4 separate regions of the Homo sapiens genome follow, and regions 1, 2 and 4 are each linked to region 3. The links are chromatin contacts, found by Hi-C or POLR2A ChIA-PET in ENCODE. All regions are on one chromosome and are shown on one strand. Each heading gives the region's core, a stretch centred on a gene start or an enhancer-like site at or near the end of the contact. The rest is flanking DNA. Distances are from core to core; before and after follow the strand shown.

Region 1 (2,700 bases), core at 147-2,646, 250 kb before region 3:
CTCACCAAGTGGCTGTTACACGACAGTCATCGTTCTAAGTTCAAAAGGTACAAAGGAGACATCACTCCTGCCTGCGTAAGGTTTTCTGTCTGCAGAAAGAAATCAGATTTGGACTCAGCTCTCACACCTGATTAGCACTATGAATATCATGTAGGTGGGATTTGGAATGCATAGGGATCAAAGGAATGTGATTTAATCTTTACAATCACCTGGAGAGGGTTGCAATATTACTCACATTTTATAGTTTTATGGCTGAGAAAGGAAATGCTTAGAGAGGTCAAGCAGCAGCCCAAGGCTACAGCTAGAAAGTAGCAGATTCTGAACCTATATATGTGTGGCTTAGAGCCTAGGTACTCTCTTCCTTCAGGAGGACAAAAACAAGGATTGCTATGGTGTTTGCAGCTGTCCCTAAAATTGTCTTCATATAATACAATTTTGATGTTGGTGATACCAGGACTGGGTTTGAGTGTTTGTAAATGTACTGGGGTAGGTTAACCACAATCTCCTGTTATTCTTAATGGTATGAACATGTGTCTATTCAAAATCATTACCATTTGGAAACAACAGAAATATCCAATGCAAAGAGTAGGTAAATCATGTATCATCCATATAAAATCATAATATGCAGATATCTGACATATTATTACAAAAGTATACAAAGTTTTTAAATGAATATCAAACAATGAAATGGAATTGAAAGGTACAAAATTGTGTGTGTGTGTGTGCATTCACAATCCTTTGTAAAATGACTGTATGAAAAGAAATGAGAAGAAAAATACCTAAAATATTAACATGAGAAGTACATTTTAAAATTCATTTTATTTTTCCAAATGTTATCCAATATATATTCATTGAAGTAATAAACTAAAATACAAGTCATTTTATCAAAGCCATCTGTACTCACTAAGAATAGTCAATAAATCACAGCATTTTTAGACTTAATATCAGTCAAGAAGAGTCACTGTCAGCTTTTCTCCTTCTTGGTTTCCCCCTCAGGTGGTCTACAACTGATATTTCATGTCATATAAACACACTGAATTTTGCAATGAAAGAAATGTGTAGAATTGCAGTTGCATTGGAATATGATGGAGAGATGTATTTTTAAATATATCAATGTTTATCTCTCTCTCTCTAGCTATCTCTGTCCTATCTATCTATCTATCAATCATTTCTCTTTTTCTTAATTTTAAGGAACAAATAATTTACACTTCCTGAGCACTAACAGTGTCCCCGGCACTGAACTTGAATTATTGCACTGAATCCTCCTGACAGCCCTATGAGGAAATTATTATAGACACCCCCATCTAATGTGACATATGCAAGCCCACATTGTCAGCAAGGGGCAGAGCCAGGATGTGCATCCGGGCAGCCTCTCTCCACCCCTCCCCTCGCAGTCCCCATCAGTTGGTTTTGTTACTGTGCCTTTCTCTTGAACACAGCCCTTGGCGCTGTCCCTGGCTCATGGCGGACACTCAACACTCAGCCACGGTTGTTGCTGCTACTATTACTATTCACTTCTTATTTATTCTTACATCACCTTTTGTGGGTTGTTATACCCAGTGCTTTTTCTCCTGTTTATACCTGTTTGAAAAAATATAAAGAATCCTTCAATTTGAAGATTTTTGGTTTATCAAATGCAGAAGAAGGAAGAGGATATTTATATAAGTTTTTCAAGATGAATCTTTTAGAAAACCTACAAATCAAATATTCATTCCAGCTAGGGCAATAGAAAATATCTATACTGTTCTACAGTGAACTTCCCTTTTCTCCAGGAATGTCTGCTATGGAACGCGACCATCACTGGCAACTTCTACAGGAGGGCCTGCTTAACAAGCTTTACCAAGGTCCAGCCCACACTCTTTAAACTGGCCTAGAAGGTCCTTCCTACTCTGCCCCTAACTTCCCTTCCAGCCTCTCTTCCTGCCCTAACCCGTTCTTAATCCATCAATTCCCCCATACAGCCAAACCAAGCCATGCTCACTGACTCATGCCTTCCTATTTCGCACCTCTGGGTCTGCACAGATTCTTTGAGCTGACAGTGGACACATCCTCTAAGACGCAGTGGAAGCATGAGGTCTGGGAGGGGCCTCCAGACTCTGGCCCAGCTCAAGATTCACTCTTCTCTTCCTAGAGGTCTTCCAGTAGAGTATCCTTTCCCCATATGCTAACTAATATCCCTGAACAGCATCACCTTCTCTAGACTAGGAAGCTTTGGGAGCAGGATCTGAGTTCTGGGCATTCTCAGTGCCCAGCATGCCAGTGGCATATGGGTGGGGATTAATGAGGACTTGTTAGGGTACAACTTTGGTGGTCAGGTCAATGAAGCAGCATTGATAACTCCACTTAGATAAATGAAGCAAAAAGGGAAGTTTATCCTGAAGATAATGAGACGTCACAGGGAGCTTAAGAAAGGAACACTGGTAGTCTTCACGAATGGATAGAAAAAAGATCCTCATGTCAGGTGCTTTCAGGCCCTCTCAGCTTTTGTCCATGTCCCTTATTTCCTCTCCCTCTCTCTCTCTCTCCTTCCCTCCCACCATCCTTTCATGCCCCCTCCCCTCTCTCCTTTTGTTTTTCATATCTACTTGATAAGAAATGTGGTAGCCAACACTTCAGCCAAAGTCTTCACATATCCCTTCTCTCTTCCAGACTTTCTCAACAAAACTGTACCCCATTTCCCAGTTTCTGTCTCAAAATTTC
Region 2 (2,700 bases), core at 47-2,546, 240 kb after region 3:
ATCTCAAGGGCCATTATTTTGCTTGGCTATGCCTCCTGGTCTTGCGGGCAGGTGGCAGGCACTGCTGAATAGTGGGAAGGGCAGGATCCTGGAATCACAGGAGGCCCTGCACAGTTCTGGAATTCCATAAAGAGAGTACAGCCTTATGATGCCCCGGGGTTGTAGAGATATGCATATATGTGCGCACACACACACACACACACACACACAGAGCCATAGCTAGGCGTGGTGGAAGAGTGCACTGGGGACCCAGGACACTGACTTTTCTCTCCAAGAGATGTTTGCCAGGGCGAGGCAGGCAAGAGCTCGCCCCTGTCCCCACCCACGCCTGGATCCAGACGAACGAGGGAGACCTTAATTCACTTTACCCCAAAATGAACCCGACCCCCAGTGACAGTGGGTGGAAAGGTAGGAAGCTGAGACAGCCGATGATTGCCCCTGGAGATAAGCAGAGGTAGTGGCACTGGCAGATCTTGATCTGGCGACCCGCTCCCTGGTCGTCTCCTCCGCGGCCAGGCGCATCCTGCAGCGCCCAGACCGCCGCGTCCCCACCCGCGTCCCCAACCGCGAGCGCTCGCCTGGGCCGGGCCGGGCGCCCGAGATTCGGGAGAGATTAGGGGCCCGCAAAGCAGAAGAGCAGATTCAGAAAGAAAAAAAAAAAAGCGAGAAGTGCGAGAAAAATATACTGAATTCAGCTAAACACACGGCAGATGAAAAAAATACCTTGCTCAGAAGCCAAAAACGAGCTCCCGAGCCGTGAGACACTGTTGCGCCCCCGCCAGGCGTGCAGGCCGGATGTTAGGGGGGCAACCTCGAGGCCCGATGGTGGCTTCGACCCCAGGGCGGACCTGCGCCTACCCTCAGCCCCTGCAACTGCGGGTCAGGAGAAAGGGACCTGCCATGGCGAAGAAAACCGAATCTTCTCCAATTAGGCTTCTCCTTAAAGAGAGAAAAAGTAGGTAGTTGGGCAACTTAATCCAATCTGGGACTCGGGACGTGTGCTTGGGCGCTTCCCGGGCAGCTGGCCGGAGCGTGTGGGTTCGGAGCTCCCAGCGCTGGCCCCGCGCTGCCCCTCGATGCCACCAGCAAACCCGCAGGGCGCCTTGGCGCAGGCTCGCGTTTGCAGAGCCGGCCTGGGAAGCGGAACTCCCTCCGGTCCCGATGACCAGGCCTCTTTAGGGTCCTGGCTCAGGCTGCCTTTGTGGGACAGAGCCTCATGAAGGGACACAGAAACAGAGACAGCCTCTGGGCGGCGCCCCCGGGATGTGGCGTTTCTGTGCCCCGGGGAGGGGGCACCACCCCTGCCTATGCGGAGCGATCCGGACGCTGCAGGGGTGACGCCGGGCAGCGCCCGCTCTGACCTCCCACGGCTTTTAGAATTATTAGTGTTGTTACTGTTGTAGTTAAATTCTTCACTACCACGAAGTGAGAGGAAAATTCCGAATCCAGTCGTCACTGGGGCCCTTCCCCCCACCCCCCCACCAGCCTTTCCTTTCGGACCCTCCTCCCCCAGGAAACCAGGAAAATGTTGAGGCTTCCGGTCCCCTTTCCCCCTCCGCCTCAGAGTTGCAAGGGCAAGGAGTTTTCTCGACATCACCAGCAGCAGGTGTTTGGAGAGGAGGGGGCCTAATGCAGGTCGCCACCCCCTCCCCTTTCGGATGCCACCAAAGCCTCCATAGCTAGGGCGCGTCCTTCTGGATCTTCTTTCAGTTTCCCCGGGCCCTGCAGACCAGGACAGCGACTTTCCAGCAATCCTGGAGCATTTTGCTTAAAAAAAAAAAAAAAAAAAAAAAAAAAAAGTGAGCTCGGTTGCTGCCGTAACATAAAAGCCCCCTTTGATTTACAAATAGATTCATACAACCGCAAGAGCTTGGATTTGTTTTGAGGTTCTTGGTACTTTTCTTTAATGACAGAATGCCAAACAGGTAAATCGAATAAAAAAAAACTTCTAACACGAATAGTGCCAGCAAATAAAATTGTGCAACTGACAGTAATTAAAAGATTTAGAATAAGTAAGTATGCATTGTGTATTTCAGGCAGATGACCACGTCCCAAGACACAATGTTCCATGTGGCAAGCACTGCCTTTCAGTCAGCACAGTGAGGGCATATCCCCATTTGATGAGCCGGCCAAAAGTCTAAGTAGAGACCCTCGGTGAACAGGAAGCCCGGAGGGGCTGACCTTCGTGACTCCCTCCACAGGCCCTGGGAAAAATATCAGAGGCCAGAATTCAACCCTCTCACTACAAAACGGTTAAACCAAGACTGTTGGGTCTTGACTAAGCCAGAGATTGACCCAATTCTCCGGACAGTTATGCAATCGTTTGCAGCACAAAAACGCAATGTCCTACCTGTGAGAGATATTCTTCTTCTCAGTCCCATTCTACAGATGGAAAAAACTGAGGCCAAGAAAGAGTAAGTGACCACACCAAGCACTTCTCCTAGGAAATGGCAGAACTGGAACACTACAGATAACGCAGCACCTCTTCTGAACCCACTGCAGATCTGAGAGATTGTGTCAATTCTTCCCATCCACTTGGGTTGGTTTTTCAGTTGGCTATCCTTCTGCCGAGATACCTGAATCCCAACCCTCATCCCTGTGGAATTTGAAAGTGGATTTTCTGAACCTTTGATTAAAATATACAGTTTTTAGTTTTGGGGTGGTTGAGTTTTTGGTGGTTTTTTTCGCTTGTTTCTTTTG
Region 3 (2,700 bases), core at 87-2,586:
TTGACATACAAAAAACACATAAGAGCTGTTATGTTGGACATTCTTGCTGTAATGGCTATATATATATATGTAATTATTATTATACACATACACACTCACGTTTTTCTTTTGAGTCAGGGTCTCGCCCTGTCATTCAGGCTAGAGTGCAGTGGTGCCATCACTGCTCACTGCAGCCTCAACCTCCTAGGTTCGAGTGATCTTCCCCACCTCAACCTCCAAAGTAGCTGGGGCCACAGGCACATGCCAACATGCCTAGCTAATTTTTTTTATTTCTTATTTTTGTAAAGATGGGGTCTTGTCACGTTGCTCATGTGGGTCTCAGACTCCTGGGCTCAAGCGATCCTCCTGTCTCAGCCTCCCAAAGTGCTGAAAACTACAGGCGTGAACCACTAAACCTGGCCTGTTATATATTAATTTTAATTTAAAATACCCATGAAAAGGGGAGTAGGTTATTTTCAGTACTTAAGGTCCGAATATCGTGGGCTGCTGGGCTGGGGCTCACGACCCATCCGCAAATAACACAGAGGCAGACACAGAGAAAATCAGACATTGAGGCTTTCCTCACCTGCCTCTGTCTCCCTCCATCTCTGCAACTCTGCAATGCCCCAAGCAGGAGTCTGCTTTTTTGTATAATGGGCAACCCAATCTTGGCAGGAAACCAAAAGTCAATTTCCAGGAAAGGCAGAAAAGAGGGCTATAAAAACTAGAGGACCTCTGTGGCCTTGTGGTCACCTCTCCTCTCTTGCAAAGACACAGCTGTCACCAGAACCCCACGTCTCCACCAGCACAATGCCTCTCAAGATGCTGTAAGCGCCTAGGGAAAGCCAGCCTGCTAAAGGACGCACATGTGCGCACACACACAAACTTCAGGATGGCCATCAATTCAGTTCCTCCTTTACCAAACACTGTGACATGCCTTTCCCCTCTTCTCTCTCTCTCTCTAACCAGCCTTTCTCCCCCACCTCTCCCCCTTCACAACGCCCAGTTTTATTAGTATTATTATTCTCTTAAGTGGCACATGTAGTACCACTTCCTGCTCCATGAGGCCCCGCCGAAAGCGACGGAAGCGCGCCCTCCTCGCCGTGACATCTGTCTTGGCGGCAGCCTCCTCAGGCGGTTCTCTTGGCAGCCTCCACGCTGCCACCAGGCCTGTCGGGTGGCTGTACGGCTGACGGGCTGTCACCGCCGCCTCCTCTTGCGGGCTGCCATTTTCTTTTGATTTACCTTTGATTCGGAGGCATTTGCATGCTTTCATCACTTGGTGGACAAAGTCCTCGGCAAGTCTCCCATGGCTGCTTTCTGTGTAGGCAGCCAGGAAAGGGGCGGATCCCTCTGTGACTTTGCTTTGAGGTGTAAATGGAGGCCCGGCTGGCCTATGTCACGGGGAGCCCGGAAGCGGGTGTAGACTGTCACTTCCCAGCTCCCCGGGAGACGCTATGTAGTTGCTCCTCGCTTTGGCTAGGGAGCTGCTTCGCCAGTGACAAGTGTCCCCCGTGTCAATTAGTTTATTAATCACCCAGCTAGACAACTTGGTAATGTGGTAATTTCAGGGTTAGGCTGCACCGAGTTCTTCCTTTTCTGGCTGGGCATAAGAGCTCGTTAAAGGACTTCCCCTGCTCTCCAGAAAACTCTTTCTCTGCCTTTGTGCATATCCCAGTGAAGCCATTCAAAACTGCAACTCCTCTTCCCCGGCGTGCGGACAGGAGGGAGGACAGGGTTAAATTGCTAATCGAGGTTTCGTGAGGTCTGCCAGAGCCGAGTCTCCAACACTTACATCTGTTCAACAATTATTACAGCATTTTTGTCATAAAAAATTCAACACCCTGAGTGTCGTGCTAGCAAAACCTGAAAATTTATGCAGTGAATAGAATAGCTAATTTCTCTGAGGAAATGCAGGAGGAAAATTACAGATTTTACTTAAATTCCAAACACCAGAGTGCACACATCTGACGCCCTCTTTGGATTTTTTGTCAACCACCGGACCGAAGACGCCTTCCCGTCCACCAGGAAGCGGGGAAGACCCTGGACACATGCTCTGACCTTGGAAGAAGCCGTACTGTGAAACTCCAGACTGATCTATGCACCCACCCAGAGTGTCTCTAAAAGACCTCTCTCCCAATTAAATCCATGCGTGGTACAGAGTCAGACTTCGATTCCGGAGCGAGGTTAGCGTGATTGGTTTGCGTTTTTCCCACTCCCTTCTTCCAATTTGCCCCCCACGCCTTTAAAACAGCTCCTTGGAGAAAACAGAGGGGATGGAGAAGAGCCCCGACAGCATCGAGAGTCTTAAATCTCCTTAATTCATTCTAATGCTGTTTGATGCTTGCAACGGCAGCATTGGAGTTTGCCTCTCTGCTCCATAAAGGTCTGGAATATGGATTTTATGCTAAAACTAAAGCTGTCTAGTTAGGATGCCAGCAGAGTGGAACAATATGCTACAGGCGATCCTCAACTATTCTCCAGGGCCGGAGCCTGACTTCCCGACTGGGTGTTTGTTACCTTAATCATCATTGCAGCGGGATGAACAGGAATTTCTTGCACTGCCACCACAGTGGCACAATTAACGTTATCCGAATTTTCAGAGATTCTACTGCAGAGAGAGGATACTTGCTCCCCTCTGTTAGTGACTGCTCCAGGGTCCCTGTTTATTTTCCCTAGAATGAGGTGGTCAAAGGAACCAGCTGCCCTCTGCCCACTTAC
Region 4 (2,700 bases), core at 53-2,552, 140 kb before region 3:
CCCACCATTGTTAATAGCTCTTGCCACACCCAATGGTATGCGCTTCCCCTAACCCAAGTGAAATTAATGATTGCTGGCCAGAGCTCTGCTATTTCCAATCCAACTGACATTACAAATGCCTCTGGCAGAACATCCTTCTTCCTCTTTCCTGTTGCTAAATCCAGATTATTCCCTTTATGGACCAACATCCATGCCCCCTCTTCCAGGAAGCCTTTTCTGAATACCCCAGCCTGGGCTAAGGGAGGCTACTCTGGAATCCCTTAACAACTCCGTTGCAGCACTTTTTACATTGTGTCCCATCTAGTAGCTAACTTATCTGCTCTTACTTGACTACGACCATTTTACAGACAGGGATTACAGTGTATTAAGTGCTGCATCTTGAGCATCCAGCGCCATGCATGAATGTAGTAGGCACTCTACAAATACTTAGCGAGTTAGTGAATTAATAAACGAATGAGTGAGATGCTAAGATGATGCATTCTTGGAGTGAGAGGAAAAGGGGCCAGCTGAGCAAACTCTCTGAGCTCCAAATCTTGGGCAATTCATTTGGCTACTGCATCTAGATGAGCTTATCTGTAAAGGAGAAAATGATGCTGACCTAATTTGTATTGCCACAGTCCTTTAGAACAACTAGTAATTGATCTGAAAGATTGAAGTCCCTTGCACTGTCCTTTCAGCCCTGTAGTCGGGCAGGTCCCTGTAGGGTGGGACTGGGTGCCACTATCACTACTCTCGGTTGCGGCACAGATGACATCAGCCTCCACTAGTAGAAAGCCAGCACCTTCTGCTCTATCCATACCCCCTCATCATTTTTATCTGTATCTTTAAGTCAACCTTTGGGGAGCTGATTGCAAAGTTGGAAGTAGGTTTCAGGGTCACTAGATATTCATGGCAATGGATACTCATAAAGCAAAAAGAAAGAAATAGTTAGAGACCCTTTTAATCTGCCTCTCACTGACATTTCTTTGCTGAAAAGTTCTGCAGGTATAGGCTAGGGCACTAGAATTTAGGTCAATGACATTCATGCTGCCTCTTAGAAAAAAATCTTTCTGCAGCAAGTGCACGATTTCCTGTTATGACTGCAGATCCCGCCGGCAGCACCAGTGTAGTGACTGTAGAGGCGTCCATCCTGTTTGTTTATAATTCTTAACAATGGGCTTTTGGGGAAGGAGGGCCCGAAGCAGCAAGCTCTGATGAGCTGCACAGAGGATGTGATGCCACCTGAATAATGCATGCCCACTTTGTGTGTGTACCCGACATGGGCCCGAATGCAGGGGAAAGCCAAAGGCTTTGAAGCACCTGCTCTGAGCAGCTCCGATGACAGCCCAAGAGTCCAGATAAGATCTGAGCTCTCCTTCCTCCCCACCACCCCACCCCCTATGCCGCTCCCATTTCCCTTTTGGCATTTAAAATAAGCTCTGAGACTAAGCCACCCCCGAGAGATCCTGTCAGAGATGCCGCTTTTGTGTTGCTCATATTCCTTCCTGGCCCCACCCTAGTGTAGGACCTTCTCATAACTTGTGCAGGGATAGCAGTGGCAGCCTTCCACATGACTGTCTGATCAGTCCCCATCTGGCCCCCTCCAAGCCACTCTCCACAAGGAGGCAGCCAGAAGGATCTTTCTAACAATAAAATGGTCACTTGGGCGGATGCAGCCCCAAAGGCACACGGCTTAGATTTCAGATCATACTCATTCCCCACATGAGAGTGCTACTCTCCTGCCGAATACCCTTCAGGTATTGCCTTCATCATTTGCAAATCATGTTCAAGATTTCTGGCATGGCACAGAAAGCCTTCCGCGATCTGACTCCTACTCCCCCCTCTCATCCTCTTCTCATCCCCTGTCTTTTCAGGTCCACAGTGCTCCAGTTGGCCGAGGCTCTGGTTCCCAAAACAAGATGTCCCTCCTGTCTCACTTGGATCCTCACACCTGTGTATCCTGGCATTTCTTGTCCTTTCTATCTGTCATTCCTAGTAGGAACCTCAACCACATCATAAAACAGTGGTCAACATTCAGTGTCGATCAGTCTATTCAAGGTACATTATATGCATTCCTTGATTTAACCCTCAAAGCAACACTGTGGGGTATGCATAGTTCTTATCTCCATCATGTGGAAGAAGTCACTGAGGCTCAAGGTAATAAAATGACTCCTCCAAGGTCAAACAGCTACAAAGTTGGCAGAGGGCTCAAACTCAAGGTCACTATTAACCACAGTATCACATGGAGACTTACATGACATGGCGTACCATCTATTGCTTACCTATTCTTAGACTGGCCGAACTCCAATTACTCTGAAATGCCATTTTTAAGGTACTAATGTATTCAAAGTCCACCCTCCCTACTTTAAAAGCTGCACTTTCTGCTCCCTTGCCAAAGCTGGAATTTCATCCTCACCATGGATGAAATTCACCTCAACAAAACTTGGACCTCTTTTAAACCTTCATTTCTCCATGAAGTCTTTCAAAATGCCTAAGATCCAAGTGATCTCTCTTACCCACATTGACAGCATATTCATCAACGTTGGAATAATTCCCATCATCAGCTACACATATGTCTGCTTTTTAACTATATTATAAATATACATAAAATTCTTTTTTATAAATGATTGAATTCATACACAAATTCTTCTAAAATATATATAAGGCACAAAAATTAAAAATACAAGAAAACACCTGTGTAACCCAATTTAAGAATTAGAA

Evidence for each region. Hi-C counts contacts between places; a loop is a spot of excess contacts on that map. ChIA-PET counts read pairs that join two places held with the same protein, here RNA polymerase II (POLR2A). Pooled maps may share reads with other maps.
Region 1: a map of natural killer cell shows a loop between it and region 3 (5-fold over the local background). The contact joins the enhancer-like site here to the promoter of LINC02325 in region 3. A Hi-C loop is called at or near these places in 4 of 168 maps with a recorded cell type or tissue (CD4-positive, alpha-beta memory T cell, naive thymus-derived CD4-positive, alpha-beta T cell and natural killer cell), 1 of 37 single-sample maps with no recorded cell type and 11 of 50 pooled maps. POLR2A ChIA-PET finds 5 or more read pairs at or near these places in 3 of 52 experiments (H1, activated CD4-positive, alpha-beta memory T cell and activated T-cell).
Region 2: a pooled map shows a loop between it and region 3 (6-fold over the local background). The contact joins the enhancer-like site here to the promoter of LINC02325 in region 3. A Hi-C loop is called at or near these places in 4 of 50 pooled maps. POLR2A ChIA-PET finds 5 or more read pairs at or near these places in 2 of 52 experiments (A673 and CD8-positive, alpha-beta memory T cell).
Region 4: a loop to region 3 is called in a map of CD8-positive, alpha-beta T cell, with 12 times the contacts of the local background. The contact joins the enhancer-like site here to the promoter of LINC02325 in region 3. A Hi-C loop is called at or near these places in 7 of 168 maps with a recorded cell type or tissue (CD4-positive, alpha-beta T cell, CD4-positive, alpha-beta memory T cell, CD8-positive, alpha-beta T cell and 2 more) and 10 of 50 pooled maps. POLR2A ChIA-PET finds 5 or more read pairs at or near these places in 11 of 52 experiments (CD4-positive, alpha-beta T cell, CD4-positive, alpha-beta memory T cell, CD8-positive, alpha-beta T cell and 8 more).

The regions. Positions count from the first base shown.
Region 1 is chr14:97,708,452-97,711,151 of GRCh38, reverse strand. The region is part of intron 2 of LOC105370651 (a long non-coding RNA gene); the gene reads right to left. Among named protein-coding and RNA genes, the nearest start is that of LINC02291, 23 kb to the right of the region's middle. Within about 2 kb of position 1,396, at least 4 of the 41 ENCODE cell types and tissues checked have a DNase peak (open chromatin) inside an H3K27ac peak, as active enhancers do; they include natural killer cell, where a contact is called at or near this core.
Region 2 is chr14:97,217,392-97,220,091 of GRCh38, reverse strand. No RefSeq gene overlaps it. Among named protein-coding and RNA genes, the nearest start is that of LINC02304, 64 kb to the right of the region's middle. Within about 2 kb of position 1,296, at least 2 of the 41 ENCODE cell types and tissues checked have a DNase peak (open chromatin) inside an H3K27ac peak, as active enhancers do; they include A673, where a contact is called at or near this core.
Region 3 is chr14:97,457,452-97,460,151 of GRCh38, reverse strand. It overlaps LINC02325 (long intergenic non-protein coding RNA 2325), which reads right to left and starts at 1,336. Exons shown (of 5, transcript NR_110166.1): 1 at 1,225-1,336.
Region 4 is chr14:97,601,438-97,604,137 of GRCh38, reverse strand. No RefSeq gene overlaps it. Among named protein-coding and RNA genes, the nearest start is that of LINC02291, 84 kb to the left of the region's middle. Within about 2 kb of position 1,302, at least 6 of the 41 ENCODE cell types and tissues checked have a DNase peak (open chromatin) inside an H3K27ac peak, as active enhancers do; they include CD4-positive, alpha-beta T cell, CD8-positive, alpha-beta T cell and natural killer cell, where a contact is called at or near this core.